Regions from separate parts of the Mus musculus genome. Here region 1 is linked to region 2. The links are chromatin contacts, found by Hi-C or POLR2A ChIA-PET in ENCODE. All regions are on one chromosome and are shown on one strand. Each heading gives the region's core, a stretch centred on a gene start or an enhancer-like site at or near the end of the contact. The rest is flanking DNA. Distances are from core to core; before and after follow the strand shown.

Evidence for each region. Hi-C counts contacts between places; a loop is a spot of excess contacts on that map. ChIA-PET counts read pairs that join two places held with the same protein, here RNA polymerase II (POLR2A).
Region 1: a map of gastrocnemius shows a loop between it and region 2 (8-fold over the local background). The contact joins the promoter of C530005A16Rik here to the promoter of Gpbp1l1 in region 2. A Hi-C loop is called at or near these places in 5 of 37 maps with a recorded cell type or tissue (T-helper 17 cell, gastrocnemius, heart and 1 more). POLR2A ChIA-PET finds 5 or more read pairs at or near these places in 4 of 5 experiments (Patski and embryonic stem cell).

Annotation. Positions count from the first base shown.
Region 1 is chr4:116,595,714-116,602,923 of GRCm38, forward strand. It overlaps C530005A16Rik (RIKEN cDNA C530005A16 gene), which reads right to left and starts at 1,917. Exons shown (of 3, transcript NR_029450.1): 1 at 129-1,917. It overlaps Ccdc17 (coiled-coil domain containing 17), which reads left to right and starts at 1,017. Exons shown (of 13, transcript NM_001037916.3): 1 at 1,017-1,244; 2 at 1,320-1,388; 3 at 1,550-1,655; 4 at 1,725-1,887; 5 at 1,967-2,050; 6 at 2,130-2,248; 7 at 2,461-2,574; 8 at 2,787-2,914; 9 at 3,018-3,112; 10 at 3,248-3,451; 11 at 3,576-3,777; 12 at 3,844-3,954; 13 at 4,174-4,553. The coding sequence starts at 1,074. The coding sequence ends at 4,305. It overlaps Nasp (nuclear autoantigenic sperm protein (histone-binding)), which reads right to left. Exons shown (of 16, transcript NM_016777.3): 13 at 7,175-7,210; 14 at 7,013-7,090; 15 at 6,379-6,507; 16 at 5,339-6,080. The coding sequence ends at 6,003.
Region 2 is chr4:116,554,014-116,560,409 of GRCm38, forward strand. It overlaps Gpbp1l1 (GC-rich promoter binding protein 1-like 1), which reads left to right and starts at 3,645. Exons shown (of 12, transcript NM_029868.3): 1 at 3,645-3,815. It overlaps Tmem69 (transmembrane protein 69), which reads right to left and starts at 1,930. Exons shown (of 3, transcript NM_177670.4): 1 at 1,860-1,930; 2 at 755-890. The coding sequence starts at 796.

The DNA of each region.
Region 1 (7,210 bases), core at 667-3,166, 40 kb after region 2:
CAGTGGGTAAGAGTACCCGACTGCTCTTCCAAAGGTCCAGTGTTCAAGTCCCAGCAACCACATGGTGGCTCACAACCATCCGTGACGCCCTCTTCTGGTGTGTCTGAAGACAGCTACCGTGTACTTACATATAATAAATAAATCTTAAAAAAAAAAAAAAAAAGAGCAGTGCAGGGAAAATCCATCTTGGAGTTAGTTCAGTTGAGTGTAGTTTAGAGGCAGCTTCACCAAGTAGAGCACTTCAATGAGAAGCTAAGAGAAGCCGGTTTGAACCAGTTCAGAGAGGACTTTGAGACAGAACAGCTGAGTTGAGTCAGCCAGCTTTGAGGAAGAGCTAGAGTGAGTTTATTCAATAGTCTCAGAGCCTGAAAACATTTTAGGCATAGATTCGCCTAGGAGATGAGGATGAACGTTGCTTTTACAGATCTGTGTAAAGGTGACGATAACTTGACCAGCAGAAAGAGCTCGTTTAACTCACAAGTAGTATCCATCTGACAAATTGTATTCTCCCCAACGGGTCTCCCAGTTCTCATTACTGGAAAGGTTCAGATCATTCCTGTCCCAGAATGGGAATTAGAAAGACTATTCCATTGTGTGGTGTGTTAATTCTGTAAAAGATGGGTTTATGCAAAGACATACTGCTAATATGAGGTTTACCTTGTGCGGAAATGTTCCCTACAGTGGAGAATTCTAGCTTGAAATCTGTCCATTTTAGAGAACAGCTGTGGTACAGATGACAGTTGCCTATCAGAGGCTAAATAGGCAATGAAGTCAAAGCCGCAGTTAATTAAATACTTGGCCAAACTCACTGTAATTGGTGGAACAAACTGACATTTTCACACCTGGGCCCCACCCAAAGGTGGCCAGGCACATTGCCCAGGCCTGCCTAAGCCTGTACTCGCTGCCCAGGGAGCTAGGGCACCTCCCCAAACATAAACATACATTTGAAGGACCTGGCGATTTAGCAGACTTGGTCTATTCTTTGTCCCTTTTCTCTCTTTTCTGTCCAGTCCGCCTTTTCTCTTTTGTCACATCCTCTGTAGGACGCTGGTGTCTATAAGAGATTCCATTCCATGGCCGATTACTCAGGGGAATCAGGACTTTTATCCTGTGAATCCTGTGATATGGTTTTCCGCTCCTGGGCTCTGTTGGCCACACACACCAAACGATTCTGCATTGGCCGGCTGACTCCGGAGGTAACACTTAAATCACAGCCTTCAGTCGCGATCAAACGAGGCACCAAGGTAAGGGCCGCCAGTGGCCAGGGGTAGGTTTTCCATCAATCATTATTCTTACGTTTTTTGCCTCCCCGCCACCAGATCATGGCACAAGAAAAGAGCCGTGATCAGGAAGCCAGCACATCTGCTCTAAAGAGGCTGACAGAGGAGGTACACACCAATCATGACTACAAACTTCAACTTTACATGTGTAGAGATTTACATGCTGGAAATCACCCAGTACAGAAATAGCGGGTCCGAGTTATTTGCAGGTGCAGTTGCTGTCCCTACAGAAAATAGGTCCCCGAGCGACTGAGGGTCTCACTTCCCAGACTGCAGGGAGCCCTGGGGAGAGGCTGCGAGTCTTGCAGGGAACCCGCGCCAGACGCATGGCAGAAACAGAAGCACAGAGCCGGGCGCTGGAGCGTCGCGGCGAAGGTGAGAGGTAAGGACTCGGCCCTGTCGCTGTGCTCGGACTCACCCTGACTCTGCCCATTTGTCCCTCAGAATTAAAACGGCGCCTCCACAGCGTGGCGGGACCCAAGGGAGGATTACCCCGCCCATTCGACTTGGAGCGCGAGCTCAGAGAACTCAAGGAAGAGGCCAACCGGACCCGGGGAGCACTGCAAACGCTAGGTGCGCATTTCCAGGCGCTCCAGCTTCAGCCTCGGTGAGTTGCCGGCCCAGCTTTGGTAGGAGTGCGGGCGGGGCCTTGGGCTCGGGTCAGTGACATCATCTGCTTGCGCCAGAAAACTGCAGGACACCCATAGGGCAGTGGAATTCTGTTACCTGCCCCTGCGGTTCAACCCGGAAACGCTGGCTGCAGAGATCCGGTGAGGACCCCGGCCCTGGGTGGACAGGATCGGGAGTCTGTTCAGTCTGGGAGATCGCTTTCTGCTGCCTTCTTGCTAGGATCCTACGTGAAGCCTACGTGCACGGTGGAGGCCGGGACCCAGAAGTTCTGGACAAAATATTGCAGCTGCAAGTGGAAGCGTCAGCCCTGGAATTGCAGCGGTCGCAAAACCGCAAGGGTGAACGAAAGGGTCTATCATAGAGGGTTTCTACACTGATGGTCCTAGAGTTGGAAGGAGAAAAGGGCTTGAGGGAGAGCACCACTAGAATGGGAGGCACGTAAGCCCAAGGAAGGAAAACCCATTGCCAGATGACAAATCCAGGCTTGTGCAGAAACCCTTAAAGTTGGATTACTACATAATGCTTGACAGATCACTTTAATTCATCTCAGAAAAACTAAGTGCCGCCTCTGAGGAGGTTCTAACGGTGGAAGCCGAAAACAGGCTCCTGGAGGCAGAAATCCTGGCATTGCAGAAGCAGAAAGTCCTGAGTCTGTCGCCCTGGGGTCAGTGAAAAATACAGCCTCTCCCTAGACAATCCCAGGGAACCCAACTCTGAAGGGGTGAAGGGACCAAGTCGGGAGGATGAAGTCCATGTCTGTAACGTGTTTCTGTCAATACAGCTATCTTTGTATCTTTGGTTTATGAGCCTGTACTCCCTCTGACTTACTCAGTTTGCTGCTTCCTCCAGCTCAAGCCACTTTGTTGTTGTTTCTAGGATCCAGGGATCTCCCCGGACACCTGAGTAGGTGTGATAACTCCCTCCTCCCTCCACTGGTTGCACCCCCAATACCACAACTTACAAGTTCCACAAAAGCCCAGAACTTCCATGGCACTTCAAAGACTGTGAGAAAGACAGCATTCGGGGTTGATGGCTGGCTTGACATGCAGTTTGGGGATCATGGGCAGATTGCAGTTCTGTAGGACTGAACTCTTTTGTCCACAATAGATACTTAATGGAACCATGACAAGAAAAATGGGTCTGGATCTCCACTTCCTCCTACCTGCATCAGATGTTCTAGGTCCAGCACCCTATGATCCTGGGTGAGGCCTGCTCCCTCCTTCACAGCATTTTTGAATGCTGACATTTATGGAGACCCACCAACCGCCATCCAGGCTTAAAGTACTGGCCGGGTGGAGGAATTAGGGGCTCTGTGTACATAGATTTGTATTCTTCAGGGCTGGCCTTGTCATTTTCTATGACTTCCTGCGGGGCCTTGACACTTCTTGGATATGGGTACAGCTAATGACCAGCTTGGCCCGGAATGGACAAGATACAGGAGGGACCACAGCATTACCTCCAGCCCTTTGCTTGCCACAACCTTCAGCTCCTGGACCTATGGGCAACTGTGCTATCCTAGCAAGCAAGCAGCCTGTGCCCAGGTTAGTAGGTATAGGTCATAAAGGCTGCACCTTACTAGGTCTGATCTGTACACTGGGCCCAAGAGCAGCCCTACAACAAACTAGGGACTTCAGCTAAATACTCGAACGTGATTTTGTTTCACAGGCTGCCTCCATCACCACTGGTATCTTTGATCTGTGAACTACAGGCCTGGCATGGAGTTACATGGGCACCACAACCAAAGGCTTGGGCCTCACTATTGCTATTTGACCAAGATCTGAGGGTGCTTAGGGGCCGTTGGCGCCTCCCACTTCGGGTCTATCCTAACACCAGCCTCAGCCTTGCCCAGAGGAATGAGATTCCCCAGGTAAGTATAGAGGATAAAGACTGGGTATACTCCCAGATTCCAATGGAGTACCACTTCCTTTGTTAGGCAGGCCAGGCTGAGCTCTTTCTGAGGCTGGTAAATGCAAGAGATACAGATGCCCAGACATTGGCAGAGATCAACCCAGCAAATGCCCATGAATACCAGTACCCACCAATGGTGAGTCCACTTCTGGTCAGCCTGTAGGCTAAGCAGCTTCTATTAGATAGTGTATACCAATTAAGGTATCTACATTAATCCTTAAACCTACCCATGAAATACCATGTGGCAGAAAAAGAACACTTGCCCTGCTTTTCATTAAACTTTGTCCTCAGTTTAACTCCAACGTTTGTCTTAAGTTTTGCTTAAAAACAAAACCCTATCTTTCATATTCTATAGGTGTCCAGTTCATCTGTGGAATCCAGCTTCTTCACCCACAGTTCTGCCTTTGCTGACCCCCCACCTCCCACAGAAGAGGCTTTTGTCAGCGTTAAGGATAAAAATGAGCACTTGAGTCCTCACCAGTTTTGACTGAAACACTGAATTTCTTCTAGACCTGCAGCTTTTTAAATGGGGTCTTGTAACAGTGGCCAACTACATTTGATCCTAAAATACTGTGTGGCAAAAAAGAACTTAACCCAAACCCACTTTTCTTTAAACTAGCCAACTAGAATTTCTTCTGCATTTATTTTCCTTTTATAAAGCAGGTCCAGGAGTAAATGTCTTCAAATATTTAGTTAAACTGGCTGGCATTCAACACTTTGAAAATGGCTTTACCTAAACCAGTGTTGTCAAATTTCACTGAATTCAGCTTTCTCAGGAATTGTAGACAGAAATCTATCCGGGATCAAGCTTCCAATATAGAGGGAACTCCAGATTTAGATTAAAGGGTAGCCCAATTCTTTTCCAGCTAAGTAGAGGATCATCTACTGGAATTGTATCCTGGACCAATCAGCAAAGATGGCCTACTACTGCATATAAAGTGTTCTGAATGGAAAAATGGGGAAAAACACTTGAGGACTTGGAGTATAATACAAAGTTCTCAAGAAGAGCCAGACACTCTTTAGCCAAGCTTTTAGTGACGGAGCAAAAAAATTTGTGAAAAAAAATGGAAAATCATTCTGTACAGCTCCCATCCTCAGGACTAGACTGTCAGCAGGCTTTGTAGCATTTAACAAGTCAGTATGAGGCAGCTCAGACTCTGCACCCTGCCTGTTCTAGCCCAATGGCATTAAAATCCTGACCACCACCGGGCAGTGGTGGCGCATGCCTTTAATCCCAGCACTTGGGAGGCAGAGGCAGGTGGATTTCTGAGTTCAAGGCCAGCCTGGTCTACAGAGTGAGTTCCAGGACAGCCAGAGCTATACAGAGAAACCAAACCAAACCAAAAAAACCAAAACCAAACCAAAACAAAAAAACCCTGACCACCATCCCACAACTAGACACCAAGAAGTGATGGACCAGTTTGCCACTCAACTCCATATTGCACGAGGCACTCCCAGCAGCCCAAGAACCTTCTTGTACTTGTTCAGTCTTCCATATATAATTCCAGAACAAGGGCTTTGTTAAAATTAGCATATTTATTTTTATAGACAAAACTGCAGACAATATAACAATTCCACTTATTGACATATAGTAACCTTTCTATACAGAAAATAACACACTTTCTCCCCCCAGTGTCTTATACTACAGTGTGAGCCTGAGTCTAACAACTGTTTTCCTCAGGAACAATTTCCCAGGTTTCTACCAGTTTTCCCAGGATAGGATTATGGCCTTAAATGGAAACCAGATGAACAGCAGATAGGGACAAACCAAGACCTGGGTCATATTCCATCATCCATTTTCAGCACCAAACTGATTTCTACCAGTTCTTATTTAGCAGACCCCATCCAAGGACAGCACCACTGAAAGCTTACACAGTAATTGATTTCAGCCAAGTATTGGGAAATAGAACATAGCACCAGTAGAAGATGAAGGGCTTCTAGCCACACTTGATCACCTCCACATTAGACAGGAAGTGGGTTGTGCAATAGCAAAACACAAACATGTACACACAAGAAATGTAGAGTGCCCCAAAGCATTCCACCAATATTTAAGAAAAAAAGCCATCAAAGCCTCAGCTGTTGCCTACAATCTTTATTGGAGTTATACAAAAAGAATCCCCAAAAGTGAAAAAATACATTATGTACAAAACCACTTTCCCTCAGGAGGAAGGTTCTGCTCGCCTCTTAACATGCAGTGCTTTTAATTGTAGCTGCAGACTCCACGGTCCCCTCTGCTGTTTGGCTCTCAGCCTGATTCTCAGCCTGAAAGACAAAGATCCTAGCTATAACTTACCCTGACATAAGTCATCCCATCATATATGACCAGATGATAAGGTTGACAAACCCAGGAGATCACACAAAGGATCAAATAAATTGTTGACCAGGTACTCTTCCATATATTCATTATTAAAGAAGCCATAAATCAAATCCATCTCCCAGATACCCAATAACTTCATATGCAAAATATTTTCAGTACATTCATTTTTCACATAGACACTTGAGAGGCCTGGCTTCCCAGTCCTAAGACCAGTGTGAGAAGCAAGTGGCCATGTCTACCCACCTCGGCCTCCATGTTTTCTGAAACTTCCTTTCCACTGGAGACAGCATCCCCACTGCCTCCATTCACCTCTGGCTCTTGTTTAGCTTTCTTTGCATCATCCTTCCGGGGACTCTCTTCCTCTGGTTTCCTCTAAAGGTAGAATTGTAAAGTGTTCATATTTATCTTAAGAAAACAATTGCAGAAAAATCCTGTTGCCCCTCTGGTGGCAACATCTTAAACACCCTGACTCACAGCCCTGTGGATCTGCAATCTATGCTGACCACAACATAGATGATGCCACAATGTATTTTACTTTAAAATTGACATTGTTGAGGCACATGGAACAGGGAGAGGGTGACAGAGATCTGAACACTGAAGAAGCACAAGCAAGAACACAGAAGCAAAGACTTACACCACAGGGAAAGGATTATTGATTCGGGCTAAAGGCAGAAGTGTGAGAAGGCCTACAATGGAGGAAACCAGTAAGAATCCTCCAGCTTTCCAAACAGCCACAAGGTTAATTAAGGTGGAAGTTTGCCAGGTAAGTTATCCCCAATGAAACCCGTAGCTTCCTAGTGTATTATTACAAATTGCCCACCCTCAAAAATGCAGACATTGAAAAAGTTTAAAAATACAAAAGTTCATATAAATTTACCTTCTTTCTGACAAGATGGGAAATATCAGTCACACAATTTGATGAGGAAGCGCCATCTGTTGGTTTTCTACTGGCAATCTAGCAAAAATAAGCCTTTGTTAATTATCAGTTTACAAAAACCTGTAGACTCATAGTAAGCCTAATGACAAATAAAATACTCACCATGGATACTGAGGCACCAGCTCCACTAGGAGTGAA
Region 2 (6,396 bases), core at 2,395-4,894:
AAAACACCCATACACATTTTTAAAAAAAAGCTCTTTAAAAAATATCACTTTGAAATTAAAAGGAGCACTACTTACCAGTCATGGTGAGCCCCGAGAAGCATGCAGGGACTGAGCTCCTGCTGGTCTTTACTCCTTTTGTCTTCAGTAAGAATGCTTTTCCTTCAGCTGCCTACATGGCCATTCTTCTTTTCTAACCTCCTATTTATGTTATATAATCCTGTCTATTATTTTCTGGTAGGATTTATTCTTATTTTCATGTGTGTGGGTACCCTCAGTGGAAGCTTCAAGTCCTTTAATGATGAATTAGCAGTGGTTGTGAGCCACCCAACATGGGTGCTGGGGTCAAACTAGAGCCCTGGTCCTCTCTATTTTTTTATTTTATTTATTTATTTATTGGTTTTTCGAGACAGGGTTTCTCTGTAGCTTATTTATTGGTTTTTCGAGACAGGGTTTCTCTGTGTAGCTCTGGCTCTCCTGGAACTCACTTTGTAGACCAGGCTGGCCTCGAACTCAGAAATCCGCCTGCCTCCCGAATGCTGGGGTTAAAGGCATGTGCCACCATGCCCGGCTTCTCTCTATTCTTGATATTCCCTATTCTCTTTCCCTGATGTATAGTACTCCATAGCAGTTATTATTTGACATAGTAAATATTTTACTTATTTATAATTTGCCCATTGTTTTCCTTCCTCACTTGAATACATATTTCTATATCTGCCATAGCCAAACAGTTATTGACAAATAGTGCTCAACTAACCTTTGAAGATGCTCCAGAAACTTTCTGGATGAAGTGTAGCATTCTGGTTTCTGCTCAGGGTTTTGTCCAGGGAAAATGCAATTCCGATTCATATATTTTTATAGTTGAGGGGGATGGCTGAATTTGAAGCAACGCCCTATACATAAAACAAGATATCGCTTAATTGTATACATTTTATACATTTATAAGAAGTCGTTGCTGGGCAGTGGTAGTGCACGCCTTTAATCCCAGCACTTAGCATTGGGAGGCAGAGGCAGGCGGATCTCTGAGTTCAAGGCCAGCCTGGTCTACAGAGTGAGTTCCAGGACAGCCAGGGTTATACAGAGAAACCCTGTCTCAAAAAAAACCCAAAACAACAACAACAACAACAAAAAGTCAAGAAAATCTCTTCGATGAAACATAATTTATTTTGATTTATTTATGTATTTATTTGCCAAAGTGTCACATATTAAGGAAATACGTTTTGTGCTGTTTTTGTTTTCTGAAGAATAATTTTAGTTTTGGCTGTTTGGTTTAATAAAAAGAGCAATGTGAAACTGAACATTTGGATTTAGCAAACATCTCTACCACTTCTTAGGCACCAGTGCCTCATCTTTAAAACTGACAGTTATACCTTTTGTTCCCAATAATCATATATTCTCTTTAGTTATTGTGTACTCGGGGCTGTGGAATTTTTACACTATAAATGAGAGCAGCCACAAATATCGCTTTGTTGTGAATCAAGCAATGTAATTAAATGTTTTCCATATATTCTCCACCTTTTGGAATTCAGTAACCAGTGGAGCACGTGTTTTCTAATTTTGGAGGATTATAATCAGGCTGAAGCCCTGAGACAGAAGCTGATGTGGAGATTAAAAAACTAAAAGCCGTGGCCAACTCGCTCATTCCACGAAAAAAAAAAATGACCAAATGTTTTCATTTCGCCAACGCAACTACCACAAACTGGAAGCTCCTAGCTGACATTTTAGCGACACGAGCGGAATTTAGACACAAAAGGTCCTTAAGACGCGTGGGGTAACTATACATCTATATACCAATACCAATCCTTAGTGACCCCACCACCACCTCCTTCCCAAAGTGTACCCTTGACAACCCTGAAACGTACTTGCCACCATCACACGGCGCAAAAGTTGAACAAATTCAACCAGAAACACCGAAACAACACTTCCGGCAACTGGAATCACACAGCCCCCCCACTTCCTGAGTGCAGGAAAATGGGTCCGGATGGGAATTAACGGTAGCAAGTTCCGACTCTTCTCTTTCCGTTTTTGAATGCTTCCCTCCCTCAGTTATTTTACATTATTTTTAATGTGGATGTTCATGCATGTGCCCACTCAGGCGAGAGGCTTGGATTCCCCACAGTATAGGTGCTGGGAGCTGATCTGAGGTTCTCTGTAAGAGCAGTAAGTGCCTTTAACCACAGAGCTGAGGGCTAGTCTAAAATATTCTAATTGAAGTCAGCTTTCAGATACCTTACAAGTCTCTGTTATGGGATCTCTAACCAGTTTAACACACACACACACATATTCAGGAAGTAGAGTACAATTTCTGAAATAACCCCCAGTAACAGTAGTGGAAGAAGCTAGGAGGAGACTTGGAGTTGGCTGATTTGGCCTACGGAATTATTTTATTTTTTTAAAGGCAGGATTGCCTGGAACGCTTAACTTGCAAAACAACGTTGTTGAGTCGACTGGACACATCTTCCTCCGCATTTGAGTCCTTTATTACTACCACTGGGCGAGAAAGAGGTGTTGATTTTGTTTTTACCTTATTCTCTATTACCTAGAAATTACATTGAGGAATACAGAAGACTGGGGCCCAACATTCAGAATTCTATGAATCAAAGTGTGGCGTTAGGGGCATTGAGCTTGAAGGTCATCCAGGAAGTAACATTGTTGAATTTATCCTCTGTGTGATTTATTCTAAGTCTCCTCTCCCACCCCCAACCTGCCATCTGTCGACCAAAAGGAACAGCTACCAAGTACTTCGAGCGTTCTTGGCTCCTTGTGTAAAAAGCTGAAGACAAAAAGGAGAGTTCATTTACGTAGGGACTCCTTTTTGACTACTTCCTCCATTCTAAGCAGTAAAACTAACTTCCTGAAACATTCGTTTTTAGTGAGACGCTGTCCGCCAGTTTTATTACCTTCTCTGGCAAGGTTGTACGGTCCCTTCCTGTCGTGCAATAGCCAAGAGAGTGCTTATAGACTCTTTTGGGGGTTTATTAGCAAAGACTGGGCTGGAGCAGATTTCAACCCTCCATTCTGGCGGCTCCGTGACGCCTGCAATGCCCATGAACTACAACTCCCGGCAGGTAGTGCGCCCACACCGCCGCGCATGCTCTAGTCCGGAGGGGCGGGAGTATGTGTGTGTCTATGGCTTGCCTAGGACTGTAGTTTCCACGGCGCGCGCCTGTGAATGGAGGGGCAAAGGTGTACAGGGCTCGGAAAACACACTCTTCCGCTACTTGTTTGACAATTCTAGTAGTTGGCGAAGCATCTGGTTCACAATCGAGGTGTGAGAAGGTGAAGAAAGAATGGGTGGGGGAAGAACTGGTACAAATATATCCTCCCATATTCACGTGCTCCCAGGCCGGAGGACCCGGCTGGGAGCTTTAAAGGGGCGTGCTGAATTCGGCTGGTCCTCGCCCCAAGAGCGGCACAAGGAGAGGCGAAGGCTTTGCGGAAGGGAGAGTGGACCGACCGGCGTCGCGCCGAAGGGCGCCGGGGGCGGGGCGGGAAGTAACCGCTGCAGGAGCAGCCCAACGTTTCCAGAGCGAGCCGCGGGCGCCCGGGCGGGGTCACGAAAGCTGGAGCTCACGCCTGCGCGTGCGCCGGTGCTAGTGGGCGTGAAGGAGGCGGGCCGAAGCGGCAGAGGGAGGGCCCAGCCGGCCGTCGCTCCTCCTCCACCCGCTCTGCCCCCTCCTGGGCCTTGTGGGCCGGGCAGCCATTTTGGGAAGAGCTTTGTTATGGTTGTGGGCTAGTCACCTCTGCTGGTCGGAGAAGCTGAGGACGCGTCCTCAGACGCCGCGAGTCGTCCTTGACCGTAGCCCCGCCGCTGCCGGGTGAGTATGGGTCCTGGACACCGAGCAGAAGGAGACCTGGAGTGGTCCCGGCACGGGCTCCGCCGGCACCTAACTGGCCGTCTAGGAAAACTAGTTAGAAGAAGGTCTTGCACAGGTGGTTGGGTGTGGGTCCGCCGGGGTGGACGAGGGACCTGGGAGTCGCCGAGTTGGAACGTCCCCCTCCCCCCCGCCAACGGGAGGAGTCTTGCACACTAGCGTCGCCGCGGCGGTTCCAGAGCTCTCCGACTTCAACTTCAGTTCCCGGTCGGAAACGCTCACCTGCGGCTCCGGCTCCTCTCCAGGAGTTCCGGCTTGATAGTGGTTGAGTGATTTGGTTTACTTGGGTTTTATTATCATTATTATCATTACTATTATTATTATTATTATTTTACCTTTCTTTAAAATAAGAGCCGAAGGCTTCTGTTTTCCAGTTAAGAGAAACTTAACGAGGAAAAAGTCGTGTAAGTCAAATGTGGACTATCTGGGCGAAAGGGAACTTCCACGCCCGGAGTCGCGGTTCTCTGGGGTAGGGAGACCTTTTCAACTTCAGATTGTCTTACTGGTTATCTACCAAACTCCGTCCCATTGGAGTGGAAGTTTGATTAGTTGAAGTGGCTTAACTAGTCGTTTTTATTCCATGCTAAATCTTCCCAACCCATAAAATTCAAAAGATACTGAATCTAAAATGGCTGTAGCCTGAGGAAGAACCCTGTTTAAATGCTTAAATATAATAACATTTCAGTCGTTTTTTCCCCTATGGGACGTTTTCTCTTAGGAGTTTTTGACAATTGGTACCTTTGAAGAGGGTAGGTGTAAGCGAAGGTGAGGCTCAGGAAGTTTACTGCAAAAGTTTACATAAGAATGGGTGCGGTTTTTTGTTTTTGGTAGTTGTGAATAGTTCTGAAATTGTGCTGTGGTATCAGTTTTGTCTGCCACTTTTGTACTCTGAGGTTGGCATGTATAATGTGTTGAATAGTTTAACTTTGATAACTCTTACCCGGAAAACCAGAAGTTAGTGGTGGTTCATGGTTTTTGTTTAGTAATAAAGCCACTTTTTTTGTAAATCTCATCAAAAACTAAAGAGTATTAGACGCCAGTAGACAGATTTGTAGTTTGTTGGTGGTCGAATGTTTTTTGTTTTCAAAATGGGTTTGTCAGTGTAGCCCTGCCTATTCTAGAACTCACTCTGCAGTCCTTGCTGGGCTTGAACTCAGACCCTGAGTCCTGGGATTAGAGCGCTTTTATCACTTCTGCTCCACTCATGAGGTCTCATGTTTTTTATGGTAGTTTTCACCTCAGAACCCAAGAAATTTGGGCATTTACAAAATAAAGAAACAATTTTGCAAGTGAAAATATATTCTGAAGTGTAATGCTAGGTCCTTCTCTCCCACTTTTTTTTTTTAACTAAAGGCAAGCTTCGCTTACAAAACAAAACAAAACAAAAAGACCCTGCCAGAAGTGCAAAAAAACAATAGCAAATTTTAATTTTTGGAAAGGTGTGATTGAGTGAAATTTCTGTCTATTTAAAAGATAAGATAGAGTGCAAATTGTGGATCTTTGACGATCCATTCCCAGGATAAACTGCCACCTTTCATAGAGTTGGTTTCAATTACATTTATATATTCATTTAGACGGTAAAATTTTTGTTCTAGGAATTTTTTTCTTATGTATATGGGTAGTGTGCCTGTATGTATTCCTGTGTAAACGTACATATAGGTCCCATTGAGGTCAGAAGATAATGGATCCCCTGGAACTGGGGTTAAAGACAGTTGTGAGGTGGTGTCATGTGAGTGTTGGGAGTCAAACCTGGGTACTCTGGAAGAGCAACAAGTGCTCTTAACTGCTAAACCATCTCTTCAAAAGCCCAGGAAATATTTATTTACTTATTTATTTTGTTGGTCTTGGAAGAAAATCATTTAAAGTTCTTTTTGAAAATTAGAATTGCTTTCTGTCTTGACATTATTTTACAGTACTAAATTCACCTTTTTTACCTTTCTTCTGAGTGTTCTAAAATGGCTTGCATTTATTTGTTAGTCTAACCTTTCAGTTTATTGTGGACAGTGTGCTTTAAGAATTCGTGAAGTTGGGAGACGGAATGGGAAGCCTTTATTTTGAAGTAACAGAATTCTTTTTTGTTTGTTTGTTGTTGGTTTTTTTTTTTTTTTTTGGAGTTTTTTTGGAGTTTTTTTCTGTGTAGCCTTGGCTGACCTGGAGCTCACTCTATAGATCAGGCTGGCCTGGAACTGGGTTCCATCTGCCTTCAAATGCTAGAATTATCTAAAGGAGTATACCACCCTGTCAGGCTTTTTTTTTTTTTTTCTTCCTCCAACCATTTTAATAATTTGTACATGATAAGAAATCTGTGAGTGTACTTGTGTGTGTTTCTGTATACATAGAGACACACAAATTTGTTGAGACAGAGTACTACTATGTAGGACAGTGGTTCTCAGCCTTCTAATGCTGAGCCCCTTTTAATATAATTTCCCATGTTGTGGTGAGGAATTCCCACCATAAAATTATTTTGTTTCTACTTCATAACTTTAGTTTTTCTGCTTTTAGGGATTATAATGTAAACATCTGT